2 separate regions of the Homo sapiens genome follow, and region 1 is linked to region 2. The links are chromatin contacts, found by Hi-C or POLR2A ChIA-PET in ENCODE. All regions are on one chromosome and are shown on one strand. The core of a region is the stretch at or near the end of the contact, and the rest is flanking DNA. Distances in the headings are between cores, read along the strand shown. Region 1 overlaps TGFBR3 (transforming growth factor beta receptor 3). Region 2 overlaps TGFBR3 (transforming growth factor beta receptor 3).

What was found. A loop is a pair of places that touch in the nucleus more often than their neighbours do. ChIA-PET counts read pairs that join two places held with the same protein, here RNA polymerase II (POLR2A). Pooled maps may share reads with other maps.
Region 1: a loop to region 2 is called in a map of astrocyte of the cerebellum, with 4 times the contacts of the local background. The contact joins two enhancer-like sites. A Hi-C loop is called at or near these places in 8 of 168 maps with a recorded cell type or tissue (MCF 10A, astrocyte of the cerebellum, endothelial cell of hepatic sinusoid and 5 more), 1 of 37 single-sample maps with no recorded cell type and 5 of 50 pooled maps. POLR2A ChIA-PET finds 5 or more read pairs at or near these places in 10 of 52 experiments (AG04450, CD8-positive, alpha-beta memory T cell, H1 and 7 more).

What each region holds. Positions count from the first base shown.
Region 1 is chr1:91,843,571-91,847,835 of GRCh38, forward strand. The region is part of intron 2 of TGFBR3 (transforming growth factor beta receptor 3); the gene reads right to left. Among named protein-coding and RNA genes, the nearest start is that of TGFBR3, 40 kb to the right of the region's middle. Within about 2 kb of position 1,746, at least 21 of the 41 ENCODE cell types and tissues checked have a DNase peak (open chromatin) inside an H3K27ac peak, as active enhancers do; they include gastrocnemius medialis and psoas muscle, where a contact is called at or near this core.
Region 2 is chr1:91,801,881-91,806,384 of GRCh38, forward strand. All of the region lies in intron 2 of TGFBR3 (transforming growth factor beta receptor 3), which reads right to left. Among named protein-coding and RNA genes, the nearest start is that of TGFBR3, 82 kb to the right of the region's middle. RefSeq lists an enhancer at 1,886-2,155. Within about 2 kb of position 2,196, at least 16 of the 41 ENCODE cell types and tissues checked have a DNase peak (open chromatin) inside an H3K27ac peak, as active enhancers do; they include gastrocnemius medialis and psoas muscle, where a contact is called at or near this core.

The DNA of each region.
Region 1 (4,265 bases), core at 496-2,995, 41 kb after region 2:
TCCAGTAGTTTCATTCATAATAAACGTGATCCTCTGGTTTATATGCATTATCTCATTTATAATCCTCACAAGAACACAACTGAGACAGGAACTACTGATACTTCAATTTTACAAATGAGGACACTGAGCCTGTGGTCACACAGCCTATGATCTGGACCTGAACCTGTGTGCCTGAATCCAAAACCCAAGGTCACAACTAGTGCACGATCCTGACTCTCTGACCTTTCATATGTCTCTGTCAAGACCACTCTTGACACTGTGGTGGAGAATTACTTTCCCTAAATAAAGGTGCAGCAACCCAACAAAGTTACTCTTCATCTTGATAAAGCCCTCAGGTATTACCCACATTCAGAGGGTAAAATCTCTACAAAATCCTTTTGTTACAAGTCCAAAATGAAAGTTCACTGGAGTGACTCTGTTCCAGCGAAACTCTGCTGGGAAAGCCCAACGGCCTGATGGAAAGGCACAACATCCAATCTTTGGGTTCCAAGACTGCCTCTAACTCTGACATTTAGTCCAAAGGAACAAGGATATTCATTTTACTACATCTCTTGCTCAGCAACACTAGCCTTCAGCCTTAAAGAACATATCTCACAGTACACACTGAGCTTTGAGTTCCTACAACTTAGAGCAAAGGCAGCCAGGCCGATAACTCACTTTAGCAATAGCCTTAGTTACACACCCCTGAGCTCACTCTCCAGGAAAGTCAGAGGGAGTATCAGTTTTCATCATTATTAATGAAGAGTAGATTGAAGAGGATAGCATTACAGCTCTAAAACAGAGGTTCTTAAACATAATTCTAATAAGACAGACATGATGAATCTTGTTCACATTTGGACACACTAGAGTCTTCAAAAGAAACTAGTGAAAACTACAAAAGCAGTGCTGAAAGAAATTAAGGAAAACCTAAACAAATGAATGGGTGTACCATGTTCATGAATAGCAAAACAGATACTACAGGCAACAAATTATGAGCACTTTTCATTCTATCACTTGTAATCCTAACTTCTCTTTCTCCCTTTGAAATATTTTTAAATGCAAATAACCATACTTATTTTAGAATAACCTTGAATTTAGTTTTATCTTTTTGAGGAAAATCATTTAAAGTCTTCAATTTAACTATCAGTTGTAATGTTATTCATGATATCTCACAACCTAACTGGGATATACAAGTAGGTCTTGTTATACAGAATTACCTCTCCAAAATAAAAGCATAATGAGACCTTTTAACCATAATAAAGCAGCAAAGAAAAATCATAGTCTTTTGTCAGTACAAAGGCTTTCATAATTCCTCATAGCTCTCAGATCTGTGTTTCTATCAACTCAAAAAGTTGGCTGGGAGTCATATGACAGAAAGGGTTAAAAATACTAAGCTGCTACTCTAGACCTGCTGGCTGAGGAGCAGGCAGGTTGCCCAGGGTTTCAGGATAGCCCGCCTCACACAGAGTAAACGTAGGGGATGCTGTACACCCAGGAATAAATTCCTCAACCAGTGCATACTCTCCTGAGGCATTCTTGTAAGCTTTTTCCAAGTTGAGTAATAAACAGAAATAATAGATTTTTGGGGGCCTTTCCTGAGTTCAGGGAGATCTGACAACATCACGAAATGTTTCGGCACAGTCCTCTGAAATTTTTCATTAGAATTCTTTTCTTCTGAATCATGTTAATAAAGTAAGATTTGGTCTGGGATTTGTACATAAGTACTTACTCACATGTTGCTCAAGCCCAAAAGGACAAGAAAAAGACGCTGAGGCCTGTCAACAGGAGGCAGGGCCAGGCTCAGGAACTGGAAGATTACTGGATGGATGTTTTCAAACAGAGCTACACACAGCTCCCTTATATAACACTCAATTGGCTTTTAGATAAGTCTGAAATATCCTTCTATACTTTGATCTTCAGCTGTCTCCGTTGCCTTCAGAGTCAACAGAAACTGGCACTTGGCTCCAAAAGCCTCAAATCTCTCTCATCTATAAGGGACAGGGACTTCTATTATTTGTCTACAATTTGTCAAGCTGAGTTAATTATAGGTGTTATCATTCTATATGTCAAATGTAGCAAAATAATGCAAACCTGTTTACCTGTTTCTTCCTTTCCTGCATGTAGTATACCCTGACCTTAAATTGGCATGCACTTGATTTCAAATGAAGATTTTTTTAAACAGCATCTTCCAACTGCAGTAGCAGTTGGAAAATTCACTTTTTGCTGACCTGGGCCACCTAAACAGAGGACATGAGGAACCTGACTTGTTTTATTTTAAGAAGAAAAAACTATTTAAAGCCCTGATCCTGGCTCCTTTGAACATTTAACACTTAAAACCTGAATTGTTACACTACAAACTAGAGTTCCTTTTCCTCTATTTAAGAAGAGGCCCTTGCGAAGAATTTATTTAGTTAATGAAAGTTAAACAATTGTGTTTCTCTCACAAAACAAAAATAAACAAAACCTCTTGAAGATGGTCTCTGGGCTCTCTAGGTCTGCAAGTGTCCATATGAGCTCCCTCACGGAGAGCCTAGAGCAGTACACTGGCAGTTTAGAAAACAATATAGCCACAAGCACTTCTCCAAAAAGAAAAGCAACTCCCCTCTTGGCCCAATTCCAAAACGCAATTGAGCCGGGTAAGGTCCAAGCTAATCTCTGTACCGTCTCTCTGCCAACTTTCTCCTGCAGGCATTAGGTTTTTCAGCATGGGCTTTGCAAATAATCTAACAATTAATTAGTGCTTTTGAATTCACCCCATACCATTAATGGAACACTGCCAGACAGCCTTTGATAGGGTATTTCTAGAGCTAATTAAGCTTGGCAAAACAGAGGACACAAACTTCCTGGCACTCACAAGGGCCAGGCTGAGACCTGGCAGGTGACAGACAGTAAAGTTGTCCTTACAGATAATCCTGGGGTGATGAAAATGGCAGGCTGCTTGGATCAGGCTCTCGGAGTCCTCTATAATATGCCAGACCCTACTCTCAAATTATATAACTATCAGGCTTTTCGCATTTGAGCTATTCTTTCACCCTGAAGACATTTTTTTTCTTCTGAGTGAAGATTTGATACTTAAAAGTTTGGTATTGCTTCTAGTCCACACCCCATCCTGTCACCCCCGAAAAGGGTTAGTTTAGAAAAAAACAAAAAGTTGTATACTAGGTTTTTTTTTACTATATCTTAAAATAAATCTCATCTCAAAATGTCCTTCTTCCAATCAAAGAGTCCTTGCATAATCCAAGATTTCTCACTCCTATAACCTCAGTCACGTGGGAAATCTATTTTTTTCACTATCTAATGTCACACAGAATTCCAGACTGCTCCACATGCATGGACAGCAACATAAACACATTTTTGGGAGGGCTAGAAAAAAGCTAGCAGGGGGGCAAAAAGAAAAAATATTGTTACATTCCTCAGGACTTTTCTGGTTCAATTTCAAAAGCAGAATGACCACCACCTGAGTCTTGCGGCGAGCTCCAGAGCTGTACATAGGTTGTACGCTGCCTCTCCAAAAACAGTGATGAGGCCAGAGAAAGCAAATCAGAAAACCTTATAAACTACTCAATGGCAGTGTAAACAAATAAAAGTTAGTTTAAAACACAACTTTTCAGGCACAGAGCTTAAATATTCTCAGTCTTATCCCCACTTATAATAAATGTGGTGTCAGGGTGCTTAATAAACATCAATTACAACTTACAGAAATTTTTCCCTTCTAAAAAATGTTAATTTTTTAAAAGCTCTAGACTGGAGTGTGATTATAAGAATAAAGTAGGGCCGGGCGCGGTGGCTCATGCCTGTAATCCCAGCACTTTGGGAGGATGAGGCAGGCAGATCACCTGAGGTTGGGAGTTCGAGACCAGCCTGAGCAACATGGAGAAACCCCATTCCTACTAAAAATACAAAATTAGCCAGGCGTGGTAGTGCATGCCTGTAATCCCAGCTACTCGGGAGGCTGAGGCAGGAGAATCGCTTGAACCCAGTAGGCGGAGGTTGCAGTGAGCCGAGATCACGCCATTGCACTCCAGCCTGGGCAACAAGAGCAAAACTCCATCTCAAAAAAAAAAAAAAAAAAAGAATAAAGTAGGAAGTCAATGGGGAAACCTGAGCTAGAAAATTAGAGCCCTGCTAGCAGAAATGAGGTATACCCAACTTTTAACTTTTAGTCCCTAACTCCAGAGCCACCCTCGCTAACCCACCTAAAGTCCCCCTTTTATCCACTCAGCCCATATCACCTCTCATTACCGAAGAGTCCCTTGGCCACAGGTTCCGGGACCAATGACCCCGCC
Region 2 (4,504 bases), core at 946-3,445:
CTTCCCGCTAGGAATTTTATCCTGAAAAACATAACTGGATAAGTTTGCAAGGGGTACAGAATGTACAAGTGAAAAAAATTAAGACTTAAGGGAGGGGACAAAAAGTCCCTGTGAAAACACCCAGGCTAAAGGACGTAGGTTAAACTCTAAGTATGGGGTAGAGTAGTCCTCTCCTAAGAGAACAGACACAGTGTAGGAATCAGGGGAGAGGGTTTCCTTTGGGTAAAAAACAAGCCTCTCTGGCCAAGAAAGGAAAGAGGCAGTGTGATTGTATGAAGTTTTCCTTTGAATATCTTGGAGAGACGCTCTTCTGCCACCAGCTGTTCCATCGCCGCCTTCCAGGTAAAATGCCTGCCAGGCCTTCCTGGAGTGCACTATCCTTTTTCCATAGATTTTCTCAAACACATCCATGGGTTCAACTCTCATCTCTTTACAGAAATGACTCCAGGCCATCTCAGACTTACTTATTTCTCCTTTTTTTTCTTTTTCTTTTTTTTTTTGAGACAGTCTCGCTCTGTCGTCCAGGCGAGAGGGCAGTGACGCGCTCTCAGCTCACTGCAGCCTCCACTCCCCAGGTTCAAGCGATTCTCGTGCCTCAGCCTCCCAGGTAGCTAGGATTACAGGCGCCCGCCATCACACCCAGCTAATTTTTGTATTTTCAATAGAGATGGGGTTTCATCATATTGGCCAGGCTGGTCTCGAACTCCTGGCCTCATGTGATCCACCTGCGTTGGCCTCCTGAAGTGCTGGGATTACAGGCGTGAGCCACCATGCCTGGCCCATACTTCTTTTTCTAAGCTCCAGGCCTGAATATTCAACAGCTCCTTCACCATCTACTTTTGTCTCATGGACACCCAATCTCAACATGCAGAACTCAGGATCTTTACCCCTCGTGCCTGTTGTTCCTCCTTCATTCCCTCCCTAAGTAAATGGCACCAGCCTCTTCCTACGTACACCTGGCACCAACCTGGGGGAGGTGCCCCAACATCACCCCTTCCCTCTCCTCACCCAATGGATTCTCTCTCTGGCCACTCAACTCTGACCCCTCCTCTCCATCTCCATGGGCACCATCGTCTCTCGTTCCCTGATTACTGCAAGATGCTCTTAATTCTTATCTCCACCAAAATGTCTTCTATAGAGCAGCCAAACTGATCTGAAAAACCCAAGTCTGATCCTGCTTTTCTCTGCTTTAAAAGACTTATCACTCCATCTCTGCTGTCCAGATGAAGCCCCAAAACCTCAACGTGACTTACAAGGCCCTCCAAGATCTGGCCCTGCTTCCTGCCACGGCCCCGTCTCTCATTCCTCGGACACTTGCTCCCGTGTTTTGGCCATTCTGGTGAAGCACAGAAGTGCTCACTGTCTCCCTATAGCCATCATTCTCCTTTCTTCAAGTGCCAGCTGGACACACAGCCACCCAGAACGAAAGCTATGTTTCCCAATCCCGCTAGCAGCTGGCAGCTTCCTGTATGAAGGGAAGGAGGTCAGTTCTTCTGCCATTTCCTTCTGACTGCTGGTTGGAATGTGGATGTAACAGGCAGCACTAGAGCAAGCCTTTGGGGCCATGAGACAGAAGCAGCATGCTGAGGAGGGCACAGCAACTGAGAAGCCACCTGGGTACTTGATGAACATGGAGCCACGGGATCAGCTCTGAACTGCTTTTTTTTTTTTAATAGGAAACAAATGTAAACTCTTTTTTTTATATAAGCCAATGTTATTTTGGGTTTTCTGACATTTGTAGCTTAACCTACCCTAATTAATGTACTTGCCTTCTTTTATTTCATCAGAAGTGCCAACCTTTGTCCCAAAGGAGCCTCTGAATAGCAAGGTTTCCTCCAGGAACACATTCCCCACCGTTTCTGTTCCTTCCCACCACCATGGCCTGACAAACTCCTGCTCATTCTACTGATCTCTCAAGGAAGCTCCCCAAACCTCCCTCACTGTGTTAGATCTGTATTTTTTCATACTCTCATGGTACTCTCCGTTTCTCTCCACAGCACTTCCTGTGATGAGATGTACATAATTATTTGTGCAATTATTGGTTTCACATCTACATGCTCCCAAAGACTGCAAACACCACGAAAGAACAGAACCCAACCACTCTGTCTGCTGCTGCCTGCCTCACCCCAGCACAGTATCTGGCACAAAACAGACACTCAATTATCGCTGAGAAATGGGGAAGAACCATGGGGTGATGCATGCTGCATGGGCTTTGTGCCAATAAGGGACTGTCTGTCTCAGACTTCCTGCTTTCACTCTTTACCTGAGAGCCAAAGCCTCACTCTTATACTAAAAGGGGCAGAAAAAAAAAACACCAACCATGAAATGAAGGAGGTGGCATTTTTGGTTGCTAAGAATCAAGTCCCAGTTGGGGCTTCCCCACCTTCAACTGTCACAGAAAGCAGGAAACACAAATCTGTTTTTGTCTTCTCTTCCCGGACACTCTTCTGGCCAATCCCCTCTCTCCAGGTGGCAGGACAATCCTCTATCTCTCCGTTGGCACACCACAGCCCCAGCCTCATCCTGCCACTTCTGGGTCAGGCCCTAGCCTTCCTGTCCCTTTCCCTCTGCCACAGCCAGCTCATGAACCTGTCTCCCATCCTTCCCCCTTGGCCTCATAGTGGTTCCTTCCGCAATCTGTCTGCACAATGCCAGGGCCAGCTCCATTCAGGAAGGCTTCCACCTGGGAACAGCATGATCCACCCCACAGGCTCTAGCACAAGTGCCTGAGTTAACACAGTGGCTCAGATTCTCACTTGACCACCATGGGGCCCGAGTATAGCACCTCCCAGCCACGAAGGCTTGGAAACCAGGAAAACATGCTCCGAAACCCCATCTGACTCATCTGCTCACTTTTGTGGTGACCTGTGAGCTCTGGAGCTGCTACTGTAGGCCCTCACCGGCAGCCTCAAAAGGCTGGGAGTGTCTCCTGTGGCCACGGCTGAAAACCCACATCCCGTCTTCCCTACGCAATCTCTTCCCTGCAGTCAAGAGCCAAGTGAGTGACATGCTCTGATGATGCTCCTTATCAGCAGCACAGCAAAAGCTGTGTTACCACGTAAGGATCAACCAGGGCGTGGACGATGACGAAAGAACACACCTGAAAGCAACAATGCTCATAAGCACACACGCGTGCTCACTTCACACCATACTCTATCATGAAAAGGCATGTTGCAGATACTTCATCCAAAGCCTCACAGAAACTCTATAACCCACTATAAGTAAACTGTTGTGAGCCACACAGAGGTAGAATGTGTATTTCAGAAAAGTGCTTCCTGGCAGTAATGTCCATATGGATTCACCTCCAGAGACAATCCTCACTGGTGCCTCCCAATCTGGATATTTCAGTTCATTCTGGGCATCTGGTATGTGACGAGTACAAGATTCCTTAAGGGTAGCTCCCAAAGAAATCTAACTTTTCCTTGGACTCAAAGTGTGAGCTGAGTTTAATCCTCCCCTGCTGGCTTACTCGAGAAATCTGATCTCAAAATCTTGCCGGGTGTCGTGTCTTGTTTGAACTGAAGTCAGGCTCTGCTCTTCTGTTTGGTACACTCTCCTCGGCCACCAGCACAGAGGCACAGCCCCCTTCACCCACAAGATGCTACTTCTACTGACAAAAATATTTACTGACCTGAAGACAGCACAAATTCAAATAAACTCTGGTGAGAAACTCCCCAGGTGGCCCAGACCACGGCCACACTGCCAAGGCCACTGCCAAACCAGCCTCCTTCACAAAGCAGGCCCCCACCGCTCGGGTGCTCAGCAGCTGGGCCACCTGAGGCCACACTGTGAAGCACATGGTGGCTCCCTGGGCCGCTGCCTTGTGTGAGAAGCTGGGGGTTAACTCTTCATATGTATGGTTACCACACCACTAGGGGCCACACATCTTGTACATGTTTCTGATTCTCACAATACCACTGTGAAGACAGTGTTAATGCCCTCATTTTAGAGTGATGGGAAACTGGAGCTCATGAGAGGCTAAGAAACACATCAGCAGGAAGTGGCAATAGGGGATTTGAACCTGGGTCTCTGAGACTCCAGCTCCAGACTTTTCCCCTGGCAGAGCACCACCTGCCTCTGCCTTGTACTTTCCAGTTCCTCGCCTCAGGACTGGGTGAACAGATGCATAGGCCAAATGTAAACATTCATTCATATCTACTAAAATAAAATAAACTGCTCGGTTCACACGTATCACCTTTGGTTGACTTAAAAGACTTCATGAACTTAATGAAACTCGTTTCTCATTTTACCAAATGCCCTCCTCCATCCTTTTCACTAATGCTTGCTTATCTGGACACATGGGAAACGTTCCTAAGATCTCGCTATAACATCAATGTCTAAATTCCCAGTTCCACTTAAAGAAAAAAATCAAATGGACTCACCCTTTCATTATGTCCTTTAGCTGCAACACAGCATTCCAATCTCAGTTACAGAACCCCCACATCCCTGCTGGCGGTGGGCCAGCTCCAAAACTCGACAGAACGCAGACAAAGCATTTGGGAAC